Regions from separate parts of the Homo sapiens genome. Here region 1 is linked to region 2. A link is a loop called in an ENCODE intact Hi-C map of the cell type or tissue named here. Cell type or tissue: HCT116. All regions are shown on one strand. Each heading gives the region's core, and the rest is flanking DNA. Links, peaks and the distances in the headings are about the cores only. Region 1 overlaps PPP3CA (protein phosphatase 3 catalytic subunit alpha). Region 2 overlaps SLC39A8 (solute carrier family 39 member 8).

Evidence for each region. Hi-C counts contacts between places; a loop is a spot of excess contacts. Peaks named below come from ENCODE experiments on the same cell type or tissue, not always from the same donor. Only the 100,000 strongest peaks of a DNase experiment are listed, where the experiment ranks them.
Region 1: it touches region 2 in a loop (5-fold over the local background); 5 of 110 quality-filtered maps call a loop at or near these places.

What each region holds. Positions count from the first base shown.
Region 1 is chr4:101,177,523-101,193,876 of GRCh38, forward strand. All of the region lies in intron 2 of PPP3CA (protein phosphatase 3 catalytic subunit alpha), which reads right to left. Among named protein-coding and RNA genes, the nearest start is that of MIR8066, 55 kb to the right of the region's middle. RefSeq lists a silencer at 14,270-14,564. In HCT116, for the core only: a CTCF peak has its summit at 10,523 (motif pointing right); no DNase peak of the experiment used is centred there; H3K27ac peaks cover 881 bases.
Region 2 is chr4:102,255,905-102,272,258 of GRCh38, forward strand. SLC39A8 (solute carrier family 39 member 8) reads right to left here. Exons shown (of 9, transcript NM_001135146.2): 7 at 11,968-12,175; 8 at 11,586-11,770; 9 at 5,762-7,289. The coding sequence ends at 7,140. Among named protein-coding and RNA genes, the nearest start is that of SLC39A8, 81 kb to the right of the region's middle. RefSeq lists an enhancer at 11,526-12,725. In HCT116, for the core only: a CTCF peak has its summit at 7,334 (motif pointing left); a DNase peak (open chromatin) is centred at 7,297.

The sequences.
Region 1 (16,354 bases), core at 7,576-12,575, 1.1 Mb before region 2:
GGGATTATTGTAGTTCAGTAATGTCAAGAAGATCCTAAACAAAACAACTATACTTTTACTTGGAACCAAAACAAATGTCAAACAACTCATATGAGTCAAATGAAAAGTGGAATTCAGGTGCTAAGAAAGTACATCAAACAAAGTAAGAAAAGGTTTATATAAATTCTATGAATTGAATTTTTGAATTTTCTATTATAAATTATTTTAATTGTTTCTGATTTACATCAGAAGGGCAAATATGAAGTAAGTACTGAATACATCAGCAAATCTTTGATATATCTTACCAGGAATGACTGTTGAATTAAGCACAAAAAAAAAACACAATTCCTATAACAATGACTATCATTATCCAGAGTACACTACTATATACCAAGAAATATTATTTTTTCTGTTTACTAAATATAAACATATATATCCATCCATTTACAGAAGGTTTCAGTGAATATATGTACATAGATCAATTTTAGTGGTAATAAGTGATATTTTTTGGTCACTGAGTTCCTACTACATATCAGTTATTACGTGAGGAGCTTTTCAACATTATCTCAAGTCTCACAGCACTGTAAAGTAGAAATTATTTCAATCACTTGCACAGAAGTTTAAATGAGGAGCATGTTAGGTAACTTGTGGGCAGGATTAGAGCCTATGTCTGTTTTATTCTAAAGCCAATGATCTTCTCACTAGGTGGCAAAGCATTACCCTTAAAACATGCCCATTACACATAAAATGCAGTTGTTATGTGAAAGAATCTAGAACACAAGCATGAATCCATGTTTCAGTTTTACTTTATATGCAAATATTCAGATTTTATTTGTCAGTAGCATGATGAATACTTAACAGTTTTAGCATTAGGCCTTGATTAATTAAGCAAAAAATCAAAATCTGCTCCAAAAAAGACTTACCTTTACATCTGAAATTTTTATTTAAAATCATGGTCATACTGCCCCTGAAAATAATGTATTCTATCTAACAAATATAGTCACACTGTCTCCCATTGACCTCTACTGGACAGACTTTTGGTACTGTGCTCCCAGAGTCCTTTGACCAATCAGGATACATATTTTGCTAAAACCCTTCCTCTCTTTGCCTTTACCATTCTAAATTGCATAATTATCCAGAGTAAGTCAACTCCGAAACCTCTAAAGGTCTATCCTCAAAAAGGCCATGTCTATTCCCATCATAATTTTACCACTGGTCCCTTTCTAGAAATAAGCATTTACATTTGTCATGACACCTAGACATCACTAAATCTAACATAAAACCCTCAAGTTGGTAAGTGTTCTTCACACAGCCCTCATATTAATGGAAGTGTTACTATTGCCCCTCTTGTCCTAATTCCTCAGATTCAATCCAACCACACATAAACCACCTCTGACAAATCCTTTCCTCATCTTCAAAACTAGCATTCCCTGGTCACTCTTAGTCAGCAGATAATTATTTCTATGACCCCTGGCTAACTCTCAATGATTCTTATTTTGTCTGTGGAACCTAAGTCTATTGGTCAAATCAACTGTTTCTTGTTATCACCAATCTTACAAATCCCTTCATCATATTTGACTCCCCACAATTTTCTTCTCTTTCTTGAACTATCTCTCGAACGATCACCCACTCCCCCTCCATTTCATCTCACTCTCATCGTAGAAAACAAAAGAGGTGTCCAGGTCATCACAAGTCCTCATGTAAGTGTAATATTGGTTCCTAGAGTGGTTCCTAGAGTGCTAGTTAAAGAAAATAGCTACAGAACTGAGCCTAGATTTCATCTACACTACTTTTAGGGAGAGGTTTGCCACCCTTTGGATACCATCCCAAGGAAATTATTACCTTGCTGAAAAAGTTAACTGAAAAACAGTGGGTTATCTACCCACTGCTGAAGCAATTCACTTTGTCCCTGGACACCACCACCACTGGTCTCAATTTGGTGATTCATCAAATTAATAGAAACTCAGCATGCTGTCTTCCATAACTGCATCATCCTAGACATGATCCTGGCTGCAGAAGGGGGACTTGTGTAATGGTTGGAAGCCATGCTGTCTCTTTGTCCCCAGCAATCTATCTGATGTTTAAAGAGGTGAAACAAGTAATTTGTCTCATCACTGCCATCAAGGTGACACCAGTGACTTCATGCTAAGAGCAACTGGACAATACTGAATGAATATGCTTCGTGCAGTACTTATTTCAGGGTAAATACTTAATAAATACAAATTCTAAAAATATTTTAAAATATTTGAATCAAGATAATTTGTCAATCTTAATGCCTATTCTTCCATGTCTAGAAGAAATGTTTTCTTACAATTTTTCACATCTAACTGACCCACTCCACCATCACTGTCCTAAATTTCTAATGTTTTACTGTATTAATTTCTGAAGAATCACTCAGGTCTACATTCAAATACAAACATACTCAAAACCTACATGTAAAATATTATTTATATGAAGTCACCTCCATACTGTTAGTGCAGATAGTTATAATCTGCACTTGTAGTACATCATTCTGTAGTCACCCAAAAATGATAGGACCATGATTAATGCACCCAAAGTTATATGTGCAAGTTGGCCAACATTAAGAACATGTGGTCACATCTAGCAGAGATGAGCAGAGGTGGAAACTGGGGACCTTCGAGGCATAGTACTAGGAAAACCTAATATCCCTGTTTATCTGGAACAGTCCTGGATTAAATGTGCTGTGGTAGTATAATTAGTAACAGCTTCCCTGTTTACTTTCAAAAGTGTACCAGTTTGAAGGATAAATTGTAGTATCATCCAATTTGGCACCCATAATTAACAAGTGGGTTCTACTCATGATCTAAGAATTGGTAAAAAGCTAAAACATAGCTATGGGTCACTAGGGAGCTAGCAAAAATCATAACTGAGACAAAAAAGGACAGACTGTGAAAATAAAACCACTCTCCTTGCAGGCCATTTTTAAAAGGCCTGCATGTGAATCCACATTTAACCTACTGCCTGTGGACATCTGACAGTTAAGTTGTATTTCCTATTATTTATAATTGTATGCCTTAAATTTATTCTGGAAGTTGACCTTCCCTGATAATTACTGAAATTTCTTATTTTGAATCAATAATTAGCATTATATCTTACTACAGTAACCCTGGTAATAGAGAATTCACCAACAATATTCTCATACTGGGAATTTGAGAGCTACCCATAACCTAAACTAATGGTAAATTAGGTTTACGGGTCATGATGATGTTAGGGTAATAAATACTGCTTTGGCCAGGCGCAGTGGCTCACACCTGTAATCCCAGCACTTTGGGGGGCCAAGGAGGGAGGAACACTTGTGGCCAGGAGTTCAAGACCATCCTAGGCAACATAGTGAGTCTCTACAAAAAAATAAAATTTAGCAGGGCATGGTGGTGTGCACCTCATTAGCACACTATATTACTACATAATAGTCCCAGCTACTTAGGAAGTTGATATGGGAGGGTCGCTTTAGCCCAGGAGTTCAGGGTTACCGTGAGCTATGATTGCACCACTACATTCCAGGTGAGTGACAAAGCAAGACCCTGTCTCTAAAAATAATAAAATAAAATAAAATAGAATAAGTGTTGCTTTGATAATTTTTTAAAAATATTTAAGAATGTTAAAATAATATTGGTAAGTACTTTTTTCCCCTTTACTAGCTTTTCATGAGAATTTTTTCAAATTGGTAGACCATCACAAGTTTATGATCACCATATTAAAATTAAAAAAATAACATACTAAGTATCTCGACTTTCACAGACTTTTACTGGGTATATTATGGGCATTTATAAATATGTTGATGGCTACTAAGTAGAAGGAATTTAACATCAGAAAAGATATCAAATACTCAATACTCTAAAAACCTGAGGATCCTTTTTAAAACAAGGTCTACAAAGGTAACATAACAAAGCTCAAATAAAATAATATATTTCAAAGAAATGAAATTTACATAACTTAGAATATAAAGGGAAAACAAAAGTGTTTTAAAATTTATTTTAGTAAAAATAAAGTGGAGGTTCCTCTGTTATGCGAATAGTTTTGTCAATTTTTAACTTTCCTCAAATAAGTATAATCTGGAATCTAAAAGCAGGATTTGATAAAAATACACAGAAAAGCCCACTATACTTTGCAGCCAGACCACTCAAAAATCACATTTGACATAAAAAAGAAACACATTACAATGAAAGGATTATACAAAATAAAGTATCTTACAATTCTATGATTATATGAATGTTTAGCAATATGAATTTGCCATGAGAGGCACACAAATGAGTTGTCACATCTTTAGATAAGAAATTATGAGGAGACTTACATATAGGGTGAGACAGGCTAAACAGCACAATTAGGGATGTTATAAATTATAACCATGAGCACTAGGAAGCCTATCGAAATCAAAATAAGAGTTGACAATAATTTGATTGTAAAGTGATTTGTATGGAATAAAAAGGTAAGATTTTGAACAATTTCATATGTGATTATTTACTCTTAAGTTGTCATACTGGGCTATACTGTGCTTTTCTCTATTTCTAGGACAATAAAACCAGGAAAAATTGGAAAGCAGCCTTAATTTTTCTTTAAAAAAATAATTGCATAAAAGTATCTCTAAGACCTATCAACTTTTAAGGTGATAGACTGAGATTCAATTAACATTTTATTGGTATTAAACAAAATCAAATTGAATGAAACAATCATTAAGTACCTAATACAGACAGGCATTGGGACAGATGTTAAGATTGCTTTCAAGAAGTTTTAGATACAGTTATTTCCCTCAAGGAATTTTCAGGATAGCTGGGAGAGAGAAGATACTACCTAATAAACATTAAATAAAACAGGCTTAAGTATTAAAATGCACTGGGAACTAGGGGAAGAGAAAGACCTTGCTATCTGAGGAGTCAAGAAAATCTTTCCAGAAGACGTAGGACCTGAGCCTGCTCTTGAGCATTGTACAGAGTTCACGATGGTGGGGAAAAACAAAACAAAACCACAACAACAAAACAGAAGGCATACCTCAGATAGATCAAATTACTCGGATGTATCTCAAGTTAGAGAAACAAAGACAATCAAGGTTCATTAAAAGAACAATATATTGGCTTCTCTCTGGAAAAGAACAGGGTTTGCGGCAGGGACTGATGGTAGCTATGGTAGGATACATAGGTAACAATCTGCAGGAAAGGCATTAACAAATCTAGATTTTGTGTTTGACATGGTTTAGCTGTATGCCCATCCAAATCTCATAGTGAATTCCGACGTGTTGTGGGAGGGACCAGGTGGGAGATAATTGAATCATGGCAGTAGGGCTTTCTCATGCTGGTCTCATGATAATGAGTTAAGTCTCACGAGATCTGATGGTTTTAAAAATGGGAGATTTCCTGCACAAGCTCTCTCTTTGCCTGCTGCCATCCATGTAAAATGTGACTTGCTCCTCCTTGCTTTCCACCACGATTGTGAGGCCTTCCCATCCATGTGGAACTGTAAGTCCATTAAACCTCTTTCTTTTGTAAATTGCCCAGTCTCTGGTATGTCTTTATTAGCAGCATGAAAACAAACTAATACAGTATTAGAATGCAGGTGAAAAAATTTATTAAAAAGACCCAGCTATAACAATAGCTTAAATGTGATAAAAGCTTATTTCTTTAGATATAAGCAATTTGAGGTAACATGGCTTGTACACAATGTTGGGACCCAGTGGCCCTTCTGTCTTGTTGCTCTGCCATACCTGACATATGACCTCTGTCCCATGGTTAGAATGGCATCTTCAGCTCCTGCCATCCTAAGAGTATTGGCAAGAAGGGGAAAGGGAAGCAAGGAAGACATTAAAATTTTTAGTTGCATGATCTGAAAGTAACACATGCTACTTTTCCTCATACCGCACTGACAAAAACTTAGTGACTCAGCCATATATAGTGATAGAGGAAACTAAGAAATTTAGTCTTCAGCTGAGTGGCCATGTGTACCACTTAGAAAGAATAGAAACTAGACGAATGAAGGTTGAGATAAAATAGTGTATGATCAACTCAATCCTACAGAATAGTGTGTTACAATGTCCTCTAATGAAAACTATCAAAATCCTTTGCCCTGTTTAACTCTATTTGATATCTCAAAATCAAAAATATTTGTGATTAAAAATATATGAAAGCAATTTTAGAAAAAAATTTTGATTCTCAAAGTTACATGCTATAAAATGGGCACTGTGTCACCATTATGAACAATGCATCTCATCCCTTTTCTTGATCCAAGTTTTTTTATTTGATGTTGTGTGAAAGACAGACTGGAAGCTGTTGACTTTCTCTATCAAGGCTATTGCACTGCTTTGCTTTTCCACATTCTTGCTTCAATAACTCATCGCTCAACCCTACCTGATTCATCATAAATTATGATACACTTACCCTATGAACCTTGTGCCACACTGCTTTGAGAATCACTACTATGAGGAATGGCTAGTTACAGAGGCTTTCTAACTGTAAGTAGCAAATAGTGCATACATTCTACAGGCCCAAGCTCACAATTATGGGAAGACAAAAGTAGCTAGGTCAGAAAAAAGAGAAGTGACTCCCATAGACTTCCACTGGTCTGTAATTTTATGTCCTTTGACTCAACAGGGAAATGGATCAAAGACACAGAGCTAACACCACAGGATCAACTGAAAGAGAAAGAAATAGGTAGAGAATGGAACCTGACTATGCTCGTTAGTTGTGATACAGGCAGTTAAAGCCACAGAAGAATCTAACAAGGTGATGCTTGTAAGTTGAAGGAAGAAACTATCCAGGTCCTGAGATGGTATACTGTGCTGATTGAGAGCTTGAGGCCCAGAATCAGTTCCCTGCACTTGATTCCTGCGGCTGCATTTACTAAGGCTCTTATTGCCAAGCTTCAGCTTCTTTATCTATAACTGTGCTAATATGGTAGCTACTAGCCACAAGTGGCAATTGAGCACATGAAATATAGTCAGACTGAAATGTGTCTTAAGTATAAAATAAACATCAGAAGTAAAAGACTTAGTAAAAAAAAGAGGGCAAAATATGTTATTAACAATTTTATATTGATTACATGTTGAAATGAAAATATTTTGGAAAGCTGAAGTTATGAAATACATTATTAAAAATAATTTCACCTGTTTCTTTTAAAATTTGTAAGTGTCTCTTAGAAAATTTAAAATTATACATGTAGCTCACACTATGTATCTACTAGACAGATTTCCTTCTCTAACTTTGGGAATAGCAACAGTACCTACACCTCACAAGATTGCTCAACAGAGCATATAAAACCTTTAGTATATTGTTAGGCATGTAGTAAAGGTCCAAAGAATGCTAATTACCATTCTTTAGCACTTGGAGTTAGAAGGGAAGGGCTAAACTAGGTGCTTTATTCCAGGGTGAGGCAAGGGCTTATGGCTGCACACTGCCGCATCAAGCAGGAATCAGTCACTGGGGGAGCTGCGGCAGTCCCACAGAAATGCAAGAAGGAGCAGGAGGCAAAAAATTGCAAGCTATATGCCTTAGTTAAGCCAAAAGGGAGGTCCAAAATGTCTTTTTAAATGGTAGTCAAATGCCATCATGAAATTTTACTTGGTCCTATGCTAAAGTCAGTTGTTTAAATTGTCTCCTTAGATAGCCCAAATATATAAAATAATTCAGCACTTGCATGCCAAAATTCTTCTAACTAGGAAAAAAAAAAAGTAAAATTTCAGACAAGATTTGCGAGGTAATAATATTTTGTTATTTTTATGTGTTATACAATAAATACTATTTGATGAGAATTTTGAAGAAAGAGGTGGAAGGAAGAAGAAGAAAATAATTCTGGGGTTCATCCTTCACTGGAGGACCAACAGGAACTGAGGTCTTATGTAAATTATCTGAATTTCATTGAGGGGCATTAGAAGGATTTCAAGATTGTTTTAAAATGATTCCAATATCTCTAACACAGTACTTGAAAGCAACTTCTAAAGCTAAACTTTTGAAACATGGTCATGTGGGGGAAGACAAAAGAAAATAAAAACTATGTATTCACTTTAAAAATATTAACTAGCTCTTCAAACATTCTAATTTTTACTTCACCTCACTAACTTCACTACCTGTAGCATGCCTTCTTTACAGGTTGCATGATGTTGAGGGAATAATTTGATGCTTATAAACATGGGTGTCAATTAGAAACCTGTTTCAAAGCATTAGTGGAGAATATTAGGAGAAATTCCTATTCAAGAGTATTTTAATCAATGGTTTATGGCCACCTTCCCTGCCTCATAAGACACTGGGCTCTGGAACCAGACTGCCTGGCCTTGAGTAATATTTTAATGGAAGGGTCATGGCCTTAGAACCAAGAACTCCAGGCTGTGGACAGCCTAAGTCTATGACCCTGGGCAAGCTCTGTAAGCCTTTCTATGTCTCAATCTTCTCATCTATTACATGGATATCCAAAGAACACCTATCTCCCAGAGTTACTGCTGAGTTCATTCATTGCTTAAAACAGAAGCTGAAATATTAGCTCCTATCTAAAAATGGTTTAAGTTTCTTTATAGTGTACAAAAGAATAAAGGCGTATTTGAGGCCAATCAATATTATATTGTTTTGACGCATGATCCTTTAACTTACAATTTCTTCATTTCCCCAACTGAAATGATATTTGCCTAGTGTTTTCTTATTAGCATGTTGAAACATACTAAGAAATTGTTATAAAGACAGCCTGAGCTTTCTAGAAACCCTAGAAAGCTTTGACAAAGAGGTATAGAACGAAATACCCCCAAATAGTTTAGGGTTGCCAATGAGAGGGAGAAAAACTCACTGAAAATCCCTGCAACATTTTTCTGATTTAAATGTCAGAAAGCAATCTAAAGTTGCATATTATTTGGGAAATGTAAAATCCAAATAATGTACACTTTGTTGGTAGTTCCATGAACTGTTAAAAAGTCAATTACCCAAACATGAAATGAAAATGTATTTACATCCAAATGATTCTCAATCATCAAATATAAAGAAATTATTACTTTGACATGGGACTCTTTAGCAAAGCCCACCCTTGCATATATTTGGCTATTTACTTCTAGTTTTCTAATATATAATAGCTCATATTTCCCATTTTTTATTTTTCATTTTCTTCTTTCTAATTGATATACTGATAGCGCAAAATATGTTCATGAAAACAAAATTTATTTTCTTTCGAATTAAAACTCATTTGGAATTTAGAAAAGGTAAGTAGGGGACAGCTGTGGTTAGGAGGAACTATCTGCACACTCTGTCACAGCACAGCCCTCTCAGTCTTTACTTACATCCACAAAAGGGGAACTGCAAGCTATATTATCCAAATTAATGGAGTTTTTATAAGGTGTCTATACTTCTAATCACCAAAAACCATACACTAGAATCAACAGTTGATGTAACAGATACATAACAACAATACCGGTCACAATAGTAACAGATACAGCAATAACAACAAAAATTTACTACTCATTGGGCATATCTGTGCTGTGGTTGCAGCGTTTCACTCTTTCTGAGTGACAGGCATGACACTAACACCACTGAATAGATAGAAAGCTGAGATTTAAAGAGGTGAATATCCTGCTGAGTGGTACAAAGGTAGAAAGTGGCAGACACAAAATGCTAATTTAGAGATTCACAATTTTAATGTGGACACCATGCTGGATAGGGAGAAAATAAAGTTACTGCTGCACTGTCATTAGGTGATACACCTCAGGTGACCTGCACAGCAGAGATTAAATCACACTTCCTATTATCACCTCTTCTTATTTCTGTCATTTTTTTTTTAAGATAAACTGACTGAACCAGAAGTTTGAAAATAAACTGAGAATTCTAAACAGGCTACAGAGGAGGAAAAAAGTCTGTAAGATGGCTCATTGCCACCACGTCCTTAATAAACTAAGCTAACCAGCCACAAATTATTTTCTAAGGAGCTAAAATCTTCTCATGTATTTTTAACATTTCCTCAATTCAGAGTCTCAAGTGGAATGGATATTTTATATCAATAATACAGGCAATTTAATGTCTAGCTTTCACCTACCTTTGATATATATTTAATAAATATTACCAGCTTATCTCATGAAGAAGGCAAAGCAGTGGTTGAGATTAAGCTAAGGTCCACCTTTGAAGGAGTTGGCCTTTAATGTTTAAAACATAAGAAAGAGAATTTCAAATGAATAATGTGTTTCATGCTTGATTATCTGAGAATCTCTTATTCGCCAAATGGTATCCAAATATCCACTCAAACTTTACCTTTTAAAATTAAATGAAAAATATGTAACTAGAATTTTAAAGAGGATAATGAATTTCTACAAATGTCTGTGAGCAAAGCTGAGTTCTGAAACTTGCAGCCTGATTATAATGCTTTGTAAGAAAGAATCAGATTATGCTTATTAACAAAGACCAAAGCAAACATGCATATTACTTCGAGAAAACGGAAAGGGAAACACAAACGATCCTTTGTTTGAAATGAAAACAAATGTCTGCATGTCATTTCAAAAATATTCTTCATAAGCAATATAGGATGTATGATTCTGAGAGCAATTAAAAGAACTAGGTGTATCAAATGCATACCACCAGATGGCATCTTAAATTAGATAGCACATTCAGAGATCGTGAGAGTTAATAACTGCATTTCTGGGAATCAGGTTCATGAATTCCAAGTATATCTTTTCGTATTAAAATATCTGACACAAATCATAAAATCCAGAGAAAACTAACAATAATACTATCTTGAATATGACAAAAATATATGAATCTGAAAAGAAAAGCAGTGAAATAAAATGGTGATCTTGACATCTATTTATATGAAGATAAATAAGTCATTAAAAATAGAGGCACAAGGCAAAAGAAAACTTGGTTAATCATTTGAGGCTTCCCTTATTTCTATCTAAAATTTTTCTTCCTACTACTCTTCATATTAAAATACAATGTTGTTTCATAAAAATTTCTGAAAAACACTTGATTATCTCATGGATAAGATTTTTTTTCTGTCATTGTATAATCAGTATAATCCTACTTTTTCAAAATACATTTTGCTATAAATATTATTTTCATATGATGAACGCGATCTAAAAATGTAACTTCTTAAGACTTTGTTATCTCTTTTAGATATGGATTTACATATATGTATATAGTTTGCTACATAGACCTTTTAGGGTTTAATATGAGGAAAAGAACATTGGGCTCTTTTGAAGGCTTTTCCCTACCTCCTCAACAGACTGACTTAGGTATCAAACCATTCCACAGACTTTCATGTTACTTCATAAGGCAATGCTCAGTGATGCTGCTGGCAAGGCAGACAAAATACAGGAGAAGAATAGCTATCTGACCTCCAGGTCAAACACAAAGCCAGGACTGAACTGCCTGAAGGCCTTCTCTCAGGTAATATATTTTCCATTAGCAAGGTGTGGACCTAAAAGCATTTAGTTTATATTTTTAATAATATTACACTTTATATACCAAGACAGTAACTTTACAAAATAGTAAACTAGCTGCATGAAAAATTTATATTCTTTTTATTTTATAAATCCACTAAACCACAGATTCTTCTGTAAGAAACAACTTCCAAACAGACTTGGGTGTTCGTCAACTATCTCATGTGTCTGTGTCCAAAACGCTCCACTAAGAAGACAGAAATCAATAAAATCAACAAACTCAGGAAAACAGAACAGACTAAAAAGATAACTGCTATGTAAATGGTTACACTAACACAAAGAAACACACACATATATAAACACATACTCTAGAGGTTTTCGTATATTTCCATTATATTATTATCATAATTTACTATGTACAAATCAGCCGTGCAGTTATACTAAAATTATTTTTAAATAGAATAATATCCACAAAACCATAATGCATGTTTATGTCCTCAGATGTTCAACATTTAGTAGGATAACAGTATGAAACAAAAATATTATTCAGGACAATACAGTTAATGTCATGTTACATATGGTTACTTCCAGATTTAATGACTTCATAAACCTGTAACATTAACCTCCACCCCCAAATAAAACAGAAATAGACATAGTTGAACTGCTTGGGATTTAATCCCAATTCTGGCACTTCGTAGCTGGGTAACCATAGTAAGATAGACAATTTCACTGAGCTTTAGTTTCCTCATTTGTAGAATGGAACTGATAACAGTACTTTTTTCACAGGGTTATGTGAACACTAAGAGTTAAAAAGTACAGTGTTTATGATAGTGAACGGCAAAAAAAAAAAAAAAAACAAAACCAAAAGAACCTAACAAGTGTTAGCTTTAAAACAAAAACAACTCAGTTTATCCCCCAAAAAACTATAAAAAATTATGATCTACTGTCACCATAGTGTCATACACAAAAAGAAAGCATGTTCGCTAAAATGAAAATGAAATTTTCACTCTGGATCAGTGAAAATTTTGTCATGGATCGGAACCAGTCAGTGACTGGTATTTCAGACTGTTCATTATAGTCCATACATGTTACTGACTCAGAAAGAGAATAAAATCAATGAAGTCTGAAATTATTAGGAACACTTCAGTGAGAAGATGGAATATGGATAAGATTGGAAACATGAGTATAAAAATGAATATAGCATAGATGAGATTGAAAATATGAGTATTACCTGGGTAGACCAAGGAAAACATCTACAGTTTTTTCCTTAAAGTACCTAAGAAAATATTCCTTCCTTATCTGGAGGCATTTCAGTATTACCTGAAACACCACTTCTCTTAAAGCCACGATAGTATTGATTTTAATATATTTTAGCCTTCTCCAAAAGAATTAGAGCATTATTACTGCCAGTGATTGTTTTCAAATTTTAAGAATAATAATTCTGGGGATGTTTACCTTCCTGTGAAAACAACAGGCATTGCTTTACCAAAGGTGCTTAAATATGTCATTATTTGTGAAAAGTACCAATTCATGAGAACATAAAAGGGATGTTAAAAGGGATATGTATACTGTGTCTTAAAGTAAAACAGTTATTCATGTAACCATGACGTAATTGTAATGACTGTCAAATGTTTCCCATAGATAGCGCTACATGTTTATTGATGTTAATAGAGTATTACTGATTCGTACACACAAATACTGAATTACTATGGTTCAGCTATTCTTAATAGAATACTGTATTCATTACCACTCAGCTCACTGATACCTGATTTTGAGCCCCTGGCTTACATTTTTTGTTTGATACACTGTTCCAGTAGCAACTTTCTATAGTAAACTCCCCAAGAGCTTGTAAAGAAAAGAACTACGAATGTTTTTTTCTGGGAAAAACTACACACATAAACTCTATGTCCCAAATATGCCAAGCATTCTGTTTCATCCTGCCTGCTTGTATTATAGAAACACACTTTTTATTTAAAATATAATAAATTATAATCAACAGTCAAAATAATTTATTTCTTCTACTTCTTGAGGACCCTTCGCATCAGTATTCTTTGTATGTTTTCTTCAGTAATGAGCAGGAAAACATTGTAGTCACGGGAACAAAAGCCCAAGACTTTAACCCTACAATGCAGAAGTAGAATAGTGTAGTATAATAGCTAAGCATAGGATATGTAGATAAATGCCTGTTTAAGGCAAGGTCTTCAGCTTACCCGCTATGAGACTTCAGTTTAGGTTCTTAAACCAATGAATCCCACAGTGTGGTCCCAGATCCAGAGCATCATCATTATCTGGGAACTCAGATACTCAAATTCTCAGGCCCTACTCCAGACCTACTAAATCAGAAACTCTGGAGGCAGAACTCAGCAATCTGTATTTTGTGAAGCCCTACAGGTGATTCTGATCTATGGTCAAGTTTGGAAACACTGACTCCACCTGTCTCCCTTTTCACATTTGTAAAAAGCGTTTCCAAGAACAACCTTGCAAGACCAGAGGTGAACAGATCAAAGGACTTTGGCTCTCATGCAGTCACCTTTTATAATATAATCACTTTTTTAACCAAGGGCTGAAATTAAGGAGTATATGGACATCAAAATGATGTGTGGCTGCCACAGGCTGGGACTGAAATGTGCTGACTTGCCAGCAGTGGGCTGGGTACCAAAATAGGTCTCTGGCTGCAGGACAGGCCCTAAAGATTTGGCCACTAAAATCACAAGTGGGCAAAATGCCCCAGACAAAATATTTTATCTCCATATAAACTAAGGCCACATTGCTTCATAGTGACAAATGACACTATGAGGAGAATAAACACTGATCTTTTAGGTCCCAGAAGACACCAGATTCCTATCCCTGCTTAACTCTCCTCAGAGTGCAGGCAAGGGGAATTCTCCTAATTGACGTCAGCTGCTGTAAGGGAAGGACTGCCATGACCTTAAACTTGGCCACCAGTCCACTCTCACATCCAGGAACAAAGCCAGAGGGTTCTCCTGGCAACTGCCTGACATGCTAAATGGCAGGCCCCGGCACTGAGGGAATCCTCTGCTGACCCAGGGACAAATCCCCCACTGCAGGAAACAGGCAAACCAGAGAGATTAGCAGTTTGCCCAGCTGATGCTGGCCTATCCCCTCTGCCCAGAGAGCAGAACATGAGTTCTAAATCATTCTATTCAAAAAACCTAAGCTCCCGGTCTGCTTTTGCATTACAAATGAGTGGAATGTTCTCTGCTAAGTGAAAGGAAAACAGGAAAATATGAGAACTTCAGGGAGAAATGTAAATTGGATCCCTGCACAAATCATCTTACTGTTTTCAAGAAGACTTTAAGAGATATTAACGTTTTAAATACAAACTAATCAGATGTTTTAAAATCAACTTGAACACTCATTTTATAAAAGGTCTTGTAATAAAAATAGGATTAAATCCCCCTACCCTGCCATGGCTTCCTTGAACAAGTATGAAAGTTTCCTAATCACCCCACTCTTAAGAATTCCTCCCCACCTCTTCCTACTCATCTCATCCAGGACACTATTCCAGCCACAAACATGATTATGTAACTCTCCTGCTCAAAGATCCCTTCAACCCCCATTCCCTATAGAATGGTATCAGAGTAAGTGCTGGTTATAGAGATTAATATTTAACCCTAACCTTCCAGCCTCAGTCTCATCCTCCCATCTCCACCCCACCTCTCATACCCTTCTGAAACCCTGCCTTCTCACAGCAAACCTCAAAGAACATAACTAGCCACTTTACAAAAAATACCAGTGGCTTCCATGTGCTGTTATCTCTGCTCACATCATCCTTCCCCATCTTTTTCACATAGTACAATTGTACTTATCATACATGATACAATTCAATATCATGTAATCTGTCAATACTTTCTTGGCTCTCTGCATTCCTTTTGCTGAGTTCTCACACCAGTTTTTAGGTACCTCCATTACAGTTCTTAAAAAACTTATAGTAATTATCTCTTTATGTGTCTGACTCCCTTACCTAGACCTTGGATATTCTATGTCTCATATGTTTTATCATCCATAGCCATAACTTTCAATAAGTTCTCAATGCATATTCACAACAGGTAGGACCCCAGCTATTTAATAGTTTCTTTTACTCAAAGATGAAATGTAATAATCAAGGAGCACTGTCAAGGAAATACTCATTTAGAAGATAGGAACACATTTTGGTTTTAAATTAGCTATATCCACTTGGATACTTCCTAATTTGCTTGAATACACCTAGGTTATATCCTTTAATTTAGTCAACAATTTAATGTACTTATGCTTGGTTAGATATCTGTTTCCATTTTTTCCTGTTATATTCTGAGCCCTTGGAGGGCAAAGACCAGGTCTTATTCACATGTATGTGATATATACCACCTGTACCAGGTAAATGTATAATAAACATTTCATTAAATTGGATCACCAAAATGTGTTGCCTCACTGATTTGGGGCCACAGTTTTTCAACGTTCCATTTGTGTGTTTGCAAGAATACAAAGATAAGTTCAACTACATTTTTTGGGAAAAAAATGTCAAAGAGGAAAAATACTTTTCTTTACAAAATGTCTGCAACACAGAAATAGTCTTCAAATTAAAAATCTGAAACAGCTACCAGTCTAGTCAGCCATGTTAGCTGAAAGAAAAAAAAAAACAGAACTGGCCTCATGGCCCCCTTGTCTGGATAAACTTCATCTCTACTCCTATGAAGATGGTTTGCTCACCTATCTAAATCCACACGCTAAATCCGCTTTGTGAGGGCAAGTCCACACTCCTTTACTCCCTCTCCAGACGGACAGATGCAGGGAGTCAGGGGACTAGGCGGCTTCCTGGTCCTTCTGACTTCTCCAAAATAAAACATAATGAATTTTTAGGGGAAAAAAATCCTAAATGAACCCAAACCTTTCATTGTCTTATGAACACTTGAAGAGAAAGTCTTTGTTCATTTTAACTTTAAAAAATGCTAAAAGAATGAAGGAATATCTAGATTTCCAATAACTAGGACATTAATTCCTCAGTTTTTCTTAAATGGGGGCAAACCA
Region 2 (16,354 bases), core at 5,170-10,169:
TATGACAGCGCAGGTGCTTTTTCTCACGTGCATCCTTCTACGAAATGCTTAGACATGAATTCTGAGGCTTACTTTTCACAAATTAAAAGATTTTTTCATGGAAACACAAAAGATACAAAAAGTAGAAAGATCCATATGAAGCACCTTCCTCCACAGTTTCTAAGCTTCTAAAATCAATGTTTCCCAGTTCATTAACAAGCTCGTACATAATTATTAGAGTAACACCATTAAGGTTAGCACATACAATGACTCCCAAAGAAAAAACATTGTCTATTTATAAGCATTGCTGTGAATGGGTGGAACGTCTCAGCAATACAGTCACAAGCAGCAGTCCCGGTGTTCTCACTCAGATATTCCACGTAGCACTTCATAGTATGCTTTAAGTGAGGGAATGTGACCTATAGATACATCTACACGAGAAGGATTCCCATAAGGCATAAACTGTTCAATAAACAATCATAAAAATATATTCATTCTTCCCTATCTAGAAATCTATGTCTTTATTTAAAAATACGTGATGATTCATGCTTAAGGACGTGTTGTTGGACAGTTGGTTACAGTCTTTTATCTAGTCAAAAGATTCTTATCTGCCAGAAATGTGATAAGTCCACTTATAACTAGTCTCTCAAAACATCCTAGATATTTTTCTCTGTATGCATAGTTAATCATACAAATTAATCTAACCTAATGCCATCTTGTTACCCTAAAATGTTTAATGATAATGGCTTATCATCTTTCATCCCCATAAATTTTCTCCTTGCTTTCAGTGAGCAGCAACTTCACTCCCATATACGCACTTGTTGTGTATTCCTTCTCCTGCCAAATTCACACAGTCACCTCCTCTTCCAGGATAAGACGTTTACTGCTGATAATCACAGCCACAGGGGAAACAAAGAACTGCCATGCTCAAATGAGGGTAAGGTGAGGCAGGTCCATTAATTTACAAAGGGACTGATTACAAACATGCAAGTGGGGTGCAGGGAAACCACAGGTGATGCTACATGAACGCAGGGCTGAAGACAGTAGAGCTGTTACTACCCCTAGGCCAAAGGGACAGAGAGATAGTGGGCACCAAAACCAAAGGAGGGGAATCTACAGGCAGGTGCTGGCCCAGCAACAGTTTTTTAGATGAACTAGGTACGGAAATTGAGAATAAGCATTTATAAACTTCAACAGTAATCCCAAAGAATAATTGTGTCTAATAAAAAATGAGGTTTATCTAATAATAAAAATGGGGTTGGATTTTCTATGTCTTTTTTTTTTTTTCCAAGATGGAGTCTTGCTCTGTTACCCATGCTAGAGTGCAGTGGCATTATCTCGGCTCACTGCAACCTCTGCCTCCCGGGTTCAATTCTCCTGCCTCAGCCTCCTGAATAACTGGGATTACAGGTGTCCGCCACCACCCCCAGCTAATTTATTTATTTATTTTTAATTGTATTTCATTTTTCTAGTAATTTCTTTGAATTCTATCTATTTACAGAAGTGCCAGCTATTGATAAATTGGAAATAAGGAAAACAAGCTGGGCCTTAGCCACAGATATTGTAAGAAGCTTTTCTGTAGAGAAGGCCTTCTTGGGCAAAACAGGCAGCCCAAGGATACCCAGTAGGAGGATAGTCAAGGAAATTGATACTCTATCCTTCCTCTCTTCACTTCCTCCAGTCTCTTGTCGAAGTTCTCCATTTGGCTATACCCACTGAGGTCCATGTGGGTCAGTCTCTGGAGGCAAAAAGCAGGATACAGAAGGGTGGAGAGTGGATCCCCATCCTGTACAGTTGAAAAGTCTATGTCCCCAACATTGCAAATGCACGAAGTCCCATCACCACAGAGTGATGTCATTTAGTCACGGAGTAATGTCTCCCTGTGCCACTTACCAACTTACTAACACTGAACTCCAAATTCACTCTAAATACATGCTCTGTCATAATGAACAGAATTCCTTTAGCACCCATCCTTTACAGTGAGCATGATATTGAGCTGTCTCAGTAGAGGGCGCTGGAGGGATACTGCAACAGGAAAGGGCTCTCCTGCTGTTTGCAGCTGCTGCAAGAGGTCAGCAGTGTGGGTGGGAGGGCTTTTGTCATGCTCTTCCCTGGCTGCATCCCTGAGCATGGGGTTCCTTTGCAACTTCTCAGCTGCAGCCTGGCCTAGCATTAAAAATAGAACCCATTACACAGGTTTGTTGTAAGTAAGTGTTTTTTGTTTTTTGTTTTTTTTTTTGAGACGGAGTCTTGCTTTGTCACCCAGGCTGGAGTGCAGTGGCGCGATCTCGGCTCACTGCAAGCTCCGCCTCCCTGATTAACACCATTCTCCTGCCTCAGCCTCCCGAGTAGCTGGGACTACAGGTGTGTGTAAGTACTAATTTTTAAAGGGCAGATATAATCAGTATATTAACATGCAGTTCTCACAGGGGTAACTAAAAACAACTTTTAATTTTATTCCTCACTGTCTGCTTGGGAGTGAAGGACTGGCTAGCCCTTCTCCTACCCCTGGATGAAACTTGGGGTGGCACAATGGCTGTTCTCACACAGGACTTTGGAGGGAATATAAAATCCTACAATTACTTCAAGACACAAACATAGTCTCAAGTCAGTTATTGAAAATGTCCAATCCAATGCATCAATCAGTAATTCAATTTGTATTCAAAGGTAAGACTTCTGGGAAGGAATCCTTCTCTTTTATTTCCTTACTCCCCACTGTTCACTAATTGGCTTTTGGCCCTTCCAGGGTTAAGTGCTCAGATGAAGGAAAGAAAAGGGGATAAAAAAGTTCATACTTGACAGATACTGTCAAAATGTTGCTTAATGCTGTCTGTCTGACAGATGCTTAAGACTAACCTTTCTTTTATAGACACTTTTGGGATTCTTCAGAGGGGTTCCTGCCAAGTGATGTATTCTAGTTCTCCAATTGCCCCACATGACTTAGTCCTTGGTTTTCCAGAAGTTCACTCAGTACTGACCTTCTTCTATTTTCAAGATAGTACCCCTCTTACACAAGATTTTAAATTGTTCCAAACCAGAACTTACACACCACTCGGCTCACACTAGACCATGGGAATATTCGTCTACCTTTTATCCCAACAAACTCTACGACTGAAGGTCAAGCTGGGGTAGCAACAACTCTCCTCACTTCACCTGCAAAAGCACTTGCCAGACCTCCTCTGAGCCTCTCTACAGACACCACCCGCAGTGTCTGTGAGGTCTGCTAATGGAGCTTGCCACAAAATACAGACTGAAACAAGTTTTATAAACTTCCTCAGCTTTTTGAGAGAGGGAAGAATTTCCCATTTGAATTCTTCCAAGGAGATTTCCCCCTGTACTCATAACTTTTCATCTTTATTTTTCTTTCCTATGACCCCTAAGCAAACATCCTGTTGGTGACCATAAGCTTGGCAATAAATTATCCACGTGTTGCCTCACTGGGGTTTTACTACCAGTTGGTCTATACTGTTGTGGGAATAACATGCACAGTCACTGCAGAAGGAATTAAGCCATTGTATAAACTTTAAAACATGCAAGCCCACCCATTAAAATTGTTCCTTGTTATTCTTACCGTATATATCCAAAGTAAATGAAGTTGAGATTTGATGTCATCAGTAGCCCATTTGATTATCTACAAGAATCAGATAACAAACTGGTATTATGGGGGAGAGATATAAATAGGAAATCAGTGATGTGCTCAAACTGTAAATCTAGCCCCGCCATGGCTTATTTCTATACCAGTTGCTTAGCATGGCCAACCCGAAAGTCAACGATTTTAATAGTCCCTGAATAGTATTATGATGATCTCTGGTTACTTAGTAGGGCCCTACCTAGCAGACTGTTTCTGCTTTACCACATTTGGATGTCAGATCCAACTTTTCTTGCACTGACTGGCTGTAATAACCCATATGGGGCAGGGGGAGAAATAAGTGGTTTTTTAAATTTACTTTTGCCAGTATGTGTTAATAGTACTTAGTTTCATAATTCTGGATGTGGCTCCAGTAATCAGAAGAGCTTTAAACAGAAAGATCAAAGTCCATAGAAAAGAGTTTTGTTTCCGTTTCCTTAGAATATAGATCATCCTGTGAAAAACATAGGATTTCTTCAAGGTAAATAAATAGTACTCACAGGAGGCTAAGGCAGAGAAACTATAATGACAAGTAGTTCAAGTGTGTAAAGAAAAATACTGGTTATTAGGAAAGACTGCTCAGATGGGCCAGTATAATTAAAATAGTTAAAGTGACAAGGGATTGATCTGAAACAAGTCATGAGAATCCCTACAAAAAGCAGTTCCCTAAACTGGCTGCATAAGAACCATCTGGAGTAATAAGCTTACGAATTAAACTGATACAAGCCTGTCTGTACCTGAGACAGCCGATATCCAGTCTGGGCTTCTTTTCAGTAAGAGAATTCTGATTTTATTGCTGGTAATGTATCCAGCTAAAAGCAATGTTTCTCAGCTTCTCCTGAAGATTGGTATGGCCATGTGACTAATTCTGGTCATTGAATACAAGTGGAGATTATTGGCTATTACTTCTGAAAAGGCTCTTTAAAGAGGGAGGAAGAGCTGAGTTTGAACTTTTTGCCTTTCTACCCATTCCTCCTTCTATGTAGAATTTAGACCTTAAGGCTGAATCTGTAGCAACCATCTTAGAGCATGAAGCAATCTTGAAGGTGGGAGTCACAAGTTAAAGATGGCAGAGCTAATGGATTAAAGGAGTCTGGGTTCCCAGCCACCATGGGACTGCCATGCCAACCCTGCACTGCTCCTTCCACACTTGTTTTATAAGAAGGAAAGTAAACCTAACATAGATAATCCTGTTACTATACACCATCAAATCCTAAACACAGTGCTACTGGCATTTTCTTAGCCTTACCAGATTGCAACAGATGATTTTCATTTTCAGGCAAGTATAACTACCTCCACAATGCTACCCAGCTGTCAGTGATTACAGCATACCATTTGGGGAAATGCATGTCTTAGAATTAATGAAACAGGTATTTAGAGTCTTCAGTTTATCCAGCTGCCTTAGCTTGCCTGAAATCTTACTAGTAAACTCACTGATTCTGGGACCATCCAGAAGCTGGAAATTCCCAATGTGGAAGAGAAATGGCCATGAGAGAATGCCTTGTGCATACCTGGCACAGAAAGGAAGCTAAGGAAAAGCAATCCAACACAGACATTGCCACCCACAGTTGTATGGAAGGCAAAGTATCAGTGAGAAAGAAGCTGTAGTAACATCAGTGTTGGAGAATCTTTATTTATTATAGGGTTAACCTCTTGTACCGTAATGGACCTTAAATGAGCACAGAAGTCTGGTCTCCAAAGTGAGACCTAAAGGAAGATGATGCCAACCAGAGCATGGAGGACAGACTGGAAGTTTTCCCCTGGCACAGGCCATCAGTAATCAGCTGTTGATATGCCTATGTTAATTGTCTGGTAAACTCGTGGTGCTGTTTTGGCTCTTCTCAACTAGTTCACTTTTTAAAAATTTAAGCACCTCATTAAAGAAACCCTTTTAGATGTGGTAAAGCGAAACAGTCTACTAGGTAGGGCCCTACTAAGTAACGAGAGATCATCATAATACTATTCAGAGACTATTAAAATCGTCGACTCTTGGGTTGGCCATGCTAAGCAACTGGTATAGAAATAAGCCATGGCGGGGTTAGATTTACAGTTTGAGCACATCACTGATTTCCTATTTATATCTCTCCCCCATAATACCAGATACATGGTAGTCACTCAACAGGACAAATATTAAATAACAAATGACACAATACATGGTTTCAAAAGGGTGTTTACTATTTGGCCAAACAATATTTTTTAATTGTCAGTCATAAAGTGAAATACATACTAAAATATATATTAAATATTCACCAAATCTGCATTGCTGCTACATGAAAACATTTTTTGGTCTGTTGGAAAATGTAATTCCTGAGATCATTGTTGGGCTTTGTCAATCATTTTCCTCACCATCAAATCACCTTAAGTGACTTGGGAGTGTGAATCTAGGATGTTCAATTTTAGACCAATTTTCTCTATCTTCTAAATGAGTAAACAGGCTCTGTCTTTTATAAAAGGTAGAAAAATAACCATGGTGTGCTAATTTTTTTCAAGGTATACCATATGGAAAAGTATAGGCTGAACACAAAGGAAGTCTTTTCTGAATGGCTCTCGATCACACATAAGGAACATATGTTTTCCAGTTAATCTGTCCTTGATGTACAGCAGTCCAGCTGTTGTTTTGCATTTATTAAAATATTCTCTGCTAAATAGTTATGTTTGTCTTTAAAAGTAAATTGCATAAAATTACATCCAATTTCTTTCTCTAAACCAACATATTCTTCACCTTCACAAAGCAAACACATGGTGCACTGAAACCGAGGTGTTACCAGCTTTACATACTGTTCTGCCATTTGTGAGGGGTGCAACCACAACATAAGTCAGAAAAAAAGCTATCCAGCTTTTCGTGGAATCTGGTGAAGTTTATACTTAGCGATAAGCCTCTAAGCCTGAACTTAGCAGGGCTAGCAAAACTTTATTTATTTCCTAACTCCTATTATTTTAGAATGGTTTTCAAAATAATACTGCAAGTTCCTAATTGAAATACAAAACAGAACAAAAAGCTGTGAGAAATCTTTTTTTTCTTTGGCTCCTTAAAGACTTGGAATAATTTATATTAGTGTTGCATACATTTTACCTTCTACATTTTGATGTACTTGCTCTTGAAAGCACTAGAACAAATTAATTGAAATAAAACCTCTCTGAAACCATTTGAATCTTTGATCCTACCATAGAGTTTTAAAGGCTTTCAGGATATAACTTGTATTTTCCCCTGAGTCTGAGTGTCTACATGATTATAGAATGCATGTCTCTTGCTTCATGGTGATATCTAATATGCATGGAATACTGAAAAATAGGTATTTCCCAAAGGCTCCTATATACCAGGCATCTCAGACTGACACTGAAAACCTTTTGAAGCATTTTTAACAACAAATAATGGACTATTTCACAGACTGATGCCAATAATTAGTTTTCTGGACCTACAGTTGAAAGCAAAATTATCTTTTTAACTAAATAGGATCAGCTTCAAAATCCTTTTTGGAGATGTTTTTATCTATTAAATGCCTTTATTAACAACACCATCTTCCATTTTCTATTACTCCAATTCGATTTCTCCTGCATACAAGGTAATGAGTAGAATGGCTGTGAATCCAGTTAACATTCCAGCATTCTGAATCATGAAGAAGGTGAAATCGGTTTTTCTTCCAGTTACCTTTTCTCTCAGCATATCATTCATCTCTGGAAACTAGAAGACAGATATATTGTTAGATAACTGTTGCCATCTTGTGGCAAACCACAAAACAGTCACTTAGAGGCATACCTTGGAGACAGTGTGGGTTTGGTTCCAGACCAGTGTGATAAAGCAAACATCTCAATAAAGCAAGTTACATGAATTCCCAGGTTTCCCAGTGCATATAATAGATATATTTGCATTATACTGTAGACTATTAAGTGTGCAATAGCATAATATCTAAAAAGGCAATGTATATACCATAATTTAAAAAAATACTTTATTGCTAAAAAATGCTACCAATCATTCGAGCTTTGGGTGAGTTGTAATCTTTTTGCTGGTGGAGTCTTGATTCCATCTTGATGGCTGCTGACTGATTAGAGTAGTGGTTGCTAAAGATGGGAGTGGCTGTGGAAATTTCTTAAAATAAGACAACAATGACATTTGCAACATCAATTTATTTCTTTCATGAAAGATTTCTCTGTAGTGTGCAATGCTGTTTGACAGCATTTTACCCACAGTAGAAATTATTTCCAAAGTGGAGGCAATCCTCTCAAACTCTGTCCCTGCTTTATGAACTATGTTTATAGAATATTCTAAATCCTTTGTTGTCATTTCAGCAATGTTCACCAGGAATAGATTCTGTCTCAAGAAATCACTGTTTGTTCCTCCGTAAGAAGCAACCCCTCATTCATTCTAGTTTAATCACGAGATTGCAGCAATTCAGTCCCATCTTCAGTCTCCACTTCTCATTCTAGTTATCTTGCCATTTCCACTACCTCTGCAGTTACTTCCTTCCCTGAAGTCTTGAACACCTCAAAGTCATCCATGAGGGTTGAAATCAGCTTCTTTCCAATTTCAATTAATGTGGATATTTTGACTCCTTCCATAAATCACAAATGTTCTTCATATCATCTAGAAGGATAAGTCCTTTCTAGAAAGTTTTCAACTTACTTTGCCCAGATGCATCAGAGGAATCACTATCTACAGCAACTAGAGACTTACAAATTATTCTTAAATGATATGATTTGTAAGTCAAAACTACTCCATGGACTGATCCATGGACTGCGGAATGTATGTTGTGTTAGCAAGCACAAAAACTTTCATCTCCTTGTACATCTCCATAAGAGCTCTTAGGTGATTTGATGCACTGTCAATGAGCAGTAATGTTTGAAAGGAATTTCTTTTATTTTTCTGAGCAGTGGGTCCTAACAGTGGGTTTAAAATACTCACTAAACCATGCTGTAAACAGATGTGTTATCATCCAGGCTGTGTTGTTCTATTTCTAGAGCACAGAGTGGATTCAACATAATTCCTAAGGGCCCTAGGATTTGGGGAATGGTAAATGATCACTGACCTCAACTTAAAGTTACCAGCTGCATTAGTCCCTAGTAAGACAGTCAGCCTATCCTTTGAAGATTTGAAACCAGGCATTGACTTCTCTCTAGTATGGAAAGTCCTGGATGGCATGTTCTTCTAACAGAAGGCTGTTTCAGCTACACTTAAAATCTATTAGTTTAGTGTAGTCACCTTCATCAGTGATCTTAGTTAGATCTTCTGGATAACTTTCTGCAGCTTCCCATCAGCACTTGCTGCTTCACCTGACACTTTTATGTCATACAGATGGCTTCTTTCCTTAAACCTAATGAATACACCTCTGCTAATGTCCAGTTTTTCTTCTGCAGCTTCTTTACTTCTGTAAGCCATCATAGAATTGAAGAGAGTTATTCCTTGCTCTGAAATAGGCTGTTGCTTAACGGAATGTTGTAGCTGGTTTGATCTTTCTATCCATACCACGTAAATTTTATTCATGTCAGCAATAAGGCTGTTTTGCTTTCTTATTATTTGTGTGTTCATTGGAGTAGCCCTTTTAATTTCCTTCATCAATCCTTTCTTTGCAGTCACAACTGGGCTATCTGGCAAACAAAGTCTAGCTTTTGGCCTGCCTTGGGTTTCAACATGCCCTCCTCACTAAGCCTAATCATTTCAGGCCTTTGATTTAATATGATAGATGTGCAGCTCTTCCTTTCACTTGAACACTTAGAGGCCACTGTAGGATTATTAATTGGTGTAATTTCAACATTGTTGGGTGTCAAGGAATAGGGAGGCCCAAGGAGAGGGAGATGGAAGGATGGCTGATCAGGGGTGCAGGGAGAAAACACACACAACATTTGTCAATTAAGTTCACCATTTTATACGAATGTGGTTCATGGCGTCCCAAAACATAATAGTAACATCATAGATCACTGATCACAAATCACTATAACAGATATTATAATAATAATGAAAAGGTTTGAAATCGTTTAAAAATTAACAAAATGTGACAGAGACAGGAAATAAGCCCATGCTATTCAAAAAATGGCACTGACAGATTTGCTTGAGGCAGGGTTGCCAAAAACTTTCAATGTGCAAAAAACCTAGCATTTACAAAGTGCATCAAAGCAATGTGCAATAAAACAAGGTGCTCCTGTAATAGAATGCTGGGAGGGGTGGTATGATCATTTACTTTGGATGTTTAAAGGTTTTAGTACTGATAGCTTAATAGGAATATCTAGTTCTTTCAGGCATCAACAAGAGTAAAAGTACTGAAGTAGTATTTTTCTCCAACTGAATCAATCAGTGGGATGGAATTTACCTCATTTTATGTTCTCTTTCTCCTTTTCCATTACCTGCTCTCTATGCTTCACCCAACCCATTCTTTCATGACCTCAAGTTTACCCAGCAAAATCTTCACATCTACCATCACCTGTACCAGAACTTGTATTTCTCTAATTTTTCAGTGGACTAAATCCTTCACGTTTTACCTTATATCTTGCTAAAACACTTTTGCTAGCTAATCCTAGTTTATTCTAGATTCCTTTATTATCATCTCTCATCATATATTCTACTTTCTCTCTTATTTCATAGCATTTTTTATTATTTGTAATTATTTAGTCATCTGTGTGATTTTTTGTTGTTTAATTTAAGGATCCCCTCTTTCTAGAGGAAAAGCCCCATGAATGGAAAAGCCCCTTGAACTGTGCCTATTTTGCTCACTCCAGGATGAGTATTATTTCTTAGTATTATTTCTTTAAACTGAACAACTCTAGTAAGATTCCATTCTTATATCAGAAAGTAAAATGACTATAAGATAGCATGAGACATTAATTTTGTGACAAAAGTTATAAATGTAGCATTGGTTCTAAGAGATGAAATCCTTGCTCTTCTGAGGGTCTGCAGAGAACAACGAACAGAGCTAGACAAATATAATTTGGAGGTAAGAATGCAAATAAAAAACTCAAATTATTAAATTATGTATGTAATACATCCAGTTCCAAATGCAAAAGAAATAGTCCTTGATTTTCATACACTACCATATTATCATTTTATAGAAAGATTTCCATGATTTATTTTAAAATGCACAGGATATTCTCTCTCTTACACACACACATGCACACTCTTTTTTTTTTAGATGGAGTCTCGTTCTGTCGTCAGGCTGGAGTACAGTGGCACAATCTCGGCTCACAGCAACCTCTGCCTCCCGGGTTCAAGCAATTCTCCTGCCTCAGACTCCCGAGTAGCTGGGATTACAGGCGCCCGCCACCACGCCCGGCTAATTTTTGTAGTTTCAGTAGAGACAGGGTTTCACCATGTTGGCCAGGATGGTCTAGATCTCTTGACCTTGTGATCCGCCCGCCTCGGCCTCCCAAAGTGCTGGGATTACAGGCATGAGCCACCGCACCCGGCCATGCACGCTCTTTTGAGCACAAACACACACATACACACAGATACAAAGACACAGACATTGAACAGATATAAATATATACTATGTCAAATAACTATTGTCAAAATTTTACCAATTTTAGTGTACCAGTTTTAGTTTAACCCAAAAAGCTGTCACTGTTTAGAACTTTGAAATAACAAAATGCTATTTACTCTAATAAGTTATTCCTCTTCCAAATGTGGCATAGACACAAAAGAGGGAGAAAAAGGAGAAAAAGTCCTATAGGGACATACTATAACATAAGACAAGATGTACCAACCACAAGGGGAATAGAGATAGAGGAAAATATCTCTATTTCAGCAAAAACAAATCATTTCACCTTCAAACAATACGATTATGTTTTAAAGAACCAGTGAGGATCAGTTTCAAATTACTATTAGTGTAAACTACTCAAGTAGAATGATCTGTTGAAATGGGATTGTTCTGAATTACAACAGAAAGGCCTTCCACACTGCGGAAAGCAGAAGGCCACCCTTAGTTAACTTATAATCCAGATACTCATTTCCAAATTTTAAATTAAAAGAAAATACAAATTTTAAGCTTCTTACCATATCTGCCAGAGAAATATAGAGGAACATGCCTCCAGCAAGTGCAAATATAATATTTGGAGCGAAATTGTTGCCCACCAAAATGCCAAAAGCTAGCCCAACATAGCAGGAACATGCAGAAAGGAAGTTGAATAGCAAGGCTTGTCGAGTGCTCATCCCTGCATTGAGTAGGATCACAAAGTCTCCTAGAAGAAGAAGAAGAAAATATCAAGTGAATAGTTTTTTTTTTATTTCTGGATGATATCAAAGATAATCATCAATGTCCAACAAGGTCTTCATTTTAGTGCATCAGAAGGATTTTAAGAGCATGTCACCTGAAAAGTCTCATTCCACTGAAATCAAGAAGTAAGCAGACTTTTACAATATGAACAGAGCTCCTTACCTAACTCGTGGGGAAACTCCTCACATAGGATTGCTATGGAAGTACTGAGTCCCTGAAGGAGAGACAAGGTGCAGGAAGCCCCAATCGCCAGGCCATCGATGAAATTGTGGAGGGCATCGCAGAGCGTTATCATCCAGGCAATCGTCCCTATTTCTGACAGTTTGGGCCCCTTCAAACAGGTACATGAACTTGGCTCTTTTTTTCCATCCTAGCAGAAAATCAATTAAAATGATAACCAACATTTCTTGAAAGTCTCAGAAATACAGACAAGTTGGAGATGGGTTGTGCTTGAGAAAAACAAATTGTTCCAACAGAAAGTCTTTTAGAGTAACTAGGAAACCCTAATAATATATAACAGAGCAAAGAAAACTTATGGTTGAGAGAAAGGAAATTCATCAACTGACACACCTCGAATAAGCCACTAACAGATATTTTCCTTTACTTTCCCTTTAAAACAATTCTTTTGACTTGTATAAACTTCTTCCTACTGCCTTTCTAAAATGTAGCAGATATTAACCTAAGAAATTTATTTATACACAAGATTTAAAATGAAGGAAGTTATTCAAAGACTAAACTTAAAGTCTTTTTTATGTTACAATTTAAATGTGAAATCCACAACTAGAGCATGATGAATGACATCAGCAACATTTGTTCTAACCCCTCCTATGCCACCATGTGACAGGGAGCAAGTTATCACAGAGTTCCTTCAACTGTGAAATGAAGACATTGTACTAAATGATTCATTTATTTATCAACAACTTATTGAGTTTCCATTCTGTTCCAGGTACCCTGTGGAGGGTTTAGGCTGTAACAATATGGTCTCTACCAGCTCCAAAGCTTAATTATTTTCTTAACAAATTGCATGAAGTGTAAATGGAACAGGCTAGCCTTTACACTAACACTTCCTTTCATGTAGAAACAATTAAAAAATAGAAAATCCTGTGATGGACTCTTTGTAGGAATTTAGATTTCCAGAAAATTTACAAAATTGTACAAAATCAAATGACAAATGCCAACTAAAACACTTTCCAGAAGTTGTAGAAAAAGATAAAATGCAAATTCATTTTTAAGTACAAAAGCACTTTGCAATTAACTGGAGAACATTTTATTCCTAATTCTCCTCCTCTCACCTCTACCTAAGCAGCTAATCATTACATTTATTGAACTTCTGAAATTTGTAAAACACTCTGTTGAATGCTATAGGAAATACACAGAAATGGAAAACACAGCTTCTGTCTTCAAGAAGTGTATTTACATTGGAGAAACAAGTCATAATATATATGGATACATTAAAAAAAAAACATGCAATATATATCCAACAGAGAGGGGCTTACTTCAGAGCAACCATCTAAGAGGTTTTACAGTTACTCCAATATCACTTCACCACTCCAAACACTTTGGGGACCAACACTTTCAGAATCAGCCTTAGATCCTGCAATACATCTCTTTACTATTTCGTTAGTGGCAAATCTGCACCTTTGGATTTTTGTTTGTTTGTAGGCACAGATAAAAGCATTTGGAGCAAATATTTTTTTAATTAATATGAAATGAATGGGAAACTGTTAGTAATAGGATTCATCATCATTGTCATCACCAATGTGGTCGTAGTAGAAATAGTAACAGCAAAGGCACATAGCATTTATAATGTGCTAGGCACTGTTCTAAGCACTTCAAATACCGAATTCATTTGGAACAATTCTATGAGGAAAGTACAACTGTTACCATCATTTTATAGTTGAGGAAATTAAAGCACAAAAAGGTTGGTAAACTTACCCAGAGATACAAAAAAAGAGTGAATGGGCATTTTTGGCAACAGTGCTTTACTACTACACACATATCGGGGATGGGAATTCTTCTCTGTAATAGGATCTGAAGGTAATTCGCAAGGAGACTTCCCCACCTCTCAGAAAACTCTTCTGAACGCTTGATGCAACATTGAGTAAGTATCAAATCTTTTTTATTTTAAGAAACAAAGCTTATCCGCATAAAAAATTCTATCTTTTCTTAAAATGTGGGCTTTTTATTTTATAGCTGTATCTTAAACGCACAACACAATAAACAATCATAATTTAGCACAGGTGGATCGGGTAGTTTGCATAAAAAATGCCCCAGAGCGGGAAGCAATTACAGCTGAAGGAGAAACAAAGGTGGTCATAGGGAAAGCCACAGAGGAAGTGACCTGGGCTTTGTAAAACTTAATGCCGTGATATACTTAATGAGATTATTTTGAATTAAAGCAGTTGTTTTCATCTTCCAATCTAATTTGTCTAATTACATGTTTAAAATTTCCTTATTGTGATGACTTCAGAAGAAGACTACAAAACCAAGTCTTGACTACCTGATATCACTACAGAGTCTGTATACAAACACCCTTAATTTTACAGAAGAAATTAAATTAATATATCAGGAATGATTCTCATACCTCTAAGTACAGATATTATTGACTCTATTTATTATGCCTCATGCTTTGGTCCCAAATGATACTGTTGAGCAGGTAAGAGTTATACATTTTTAATAGTTTTGGAACAAACCAAAGTCAGCAAACCTTCACAGAAACTTCTTTTTTAATTCACCTAGAATTAAATCACTGAGCAGAGAGAACACTAAATTCAAGTTCCTGTAGTTAAATTAGTGAATATGCCTATCTCTCTCTTTCCTTTTTAAATTTTTGTTTTCTATTGTTATTGTTGTTCACTTGCTTGCTTTCTTGTCTGAGTTTTACTCTAAATATGAGGCTATTTCTATCCTCAGCCATGATGAGGCAATTCAGCCTAGTGAAAAGACACTAAGTCTGGAATCTAAAACTGAGTTCAAGCTTGGCTGTGAGAAGAATTACCGTGTAATCTTCAGCAAGACTTGTAACACCTTTCACTTAGTTATTAATGGGGATGGAAGTCAAAGCAATGTGTAGTGTTATCAGAATGGGGGAGAAAGAATATCATGCACCAAAGTTAAAAAAATAGAGGGAGACTATGTTGAATCCCAACATAAATTGGAGGGCAAAAAACAAAATTTTTTTCAAAAAAAGTACTTAGAAATTAAAATGGAGAAAACAAATGGGCTTATTGCAGAACAGTTTAAGGAAGGAGGAGAAAGTTGTAGAGGATGAGGAGGCCTGGGGGAATAGGGAGCACAAGGAAAGGGAGAAGTAGCATGAGGAGGAGGAGGAGGAAGACAAGTATAAGGAGGATGAGAAGGAGGATGAGGAAGAGGATGAAGAGAAGGATGATTAGGAGGAGGACAAGGTGGAGCATGTGGAGAAGGAGGAAAAGGAAAACAGGGAGAACAAGGAGAAGGAAACGAGCAAGCATGAGTAAGAGGAGCAGGAAGAGGACTAAAAGGAGGAGAAAGATAAGGACAGACAAGAAGGACACAAAGGAGGAGGTGAAGAATATATGGAAGAGTCTCTTTTAATAAGTACAGAATGTGAATCTAATTCTATTCCACTAAATCTCATAAAAGGCCATCACAGAGGATAGCTTCAGTAATAAAGTGAACAAGAAAATCTGATTGTCACTCAGTATCCTTCATCAACCATCCAAATGTTTGCTTAATGGACCCACATATAAAGCACAGAGTGGTGCAGAGGGAGGATATATATAGGTTCAGCATTCTCTTCTCCTACCAGGGGGAATCTGGCTTTCCAGCACTAAAGAAGTCCCAAACTTCAAAAGCCAAGGCTGATGCTGAGCCCCCAAAAAGCTATCACTGTCCAACAGGGCAAGAGGACCAGGTGGCTGTATGTGGTAGCAGAATGATTCCACTGGATTCCTCCCATTATAAGGGGATGCTCTTGGACTCACAAAGATAGACATATACAATATATGTCTTCCCTGCCTTCAGTGCCTCTGCAAGCACCATCATTCATGGACTTATAGTGCAACTGATATATAGCCAAGGTTTCCTGTGAAAACTATCTCCTAACCATTTTTTAGCAAAGGAAGTGAGACAGTGGGCTCAATACATATAATTCATGGATCACATCACCTGCACCCTCTAGTAGCAACCAGTTTGACAGAATGATGAAATGTCCTGATGAAGCCTCAGCCAGGGTGCAAGCCAAGAGATAACACCCTGAGAGGTTGGAGTTCTGTTCATAGGTTGGGCAGCCAAGTATATGGTGTCATCTCTGCTGTAGAGAATGCACAAATCCAGGAACCAAGAGGTGAGAGTAAAAGGGGTATAAGTCAGGCTCAGGGGCTCCTGCCAGTAATCCCAGCACTATGGGATGCCAAGGGGGAGGACTGCTTGAGGCCAGGTGTTCAAGACCAACCTGAACAACATAACTAGACCTCGTCTATACAAAAAATATATTACTTTGGGAGGCCGACACAAGCAGATCACGAGGTCAGGAGATCGAGACCATCCTGGCTAACATGGTGAAACC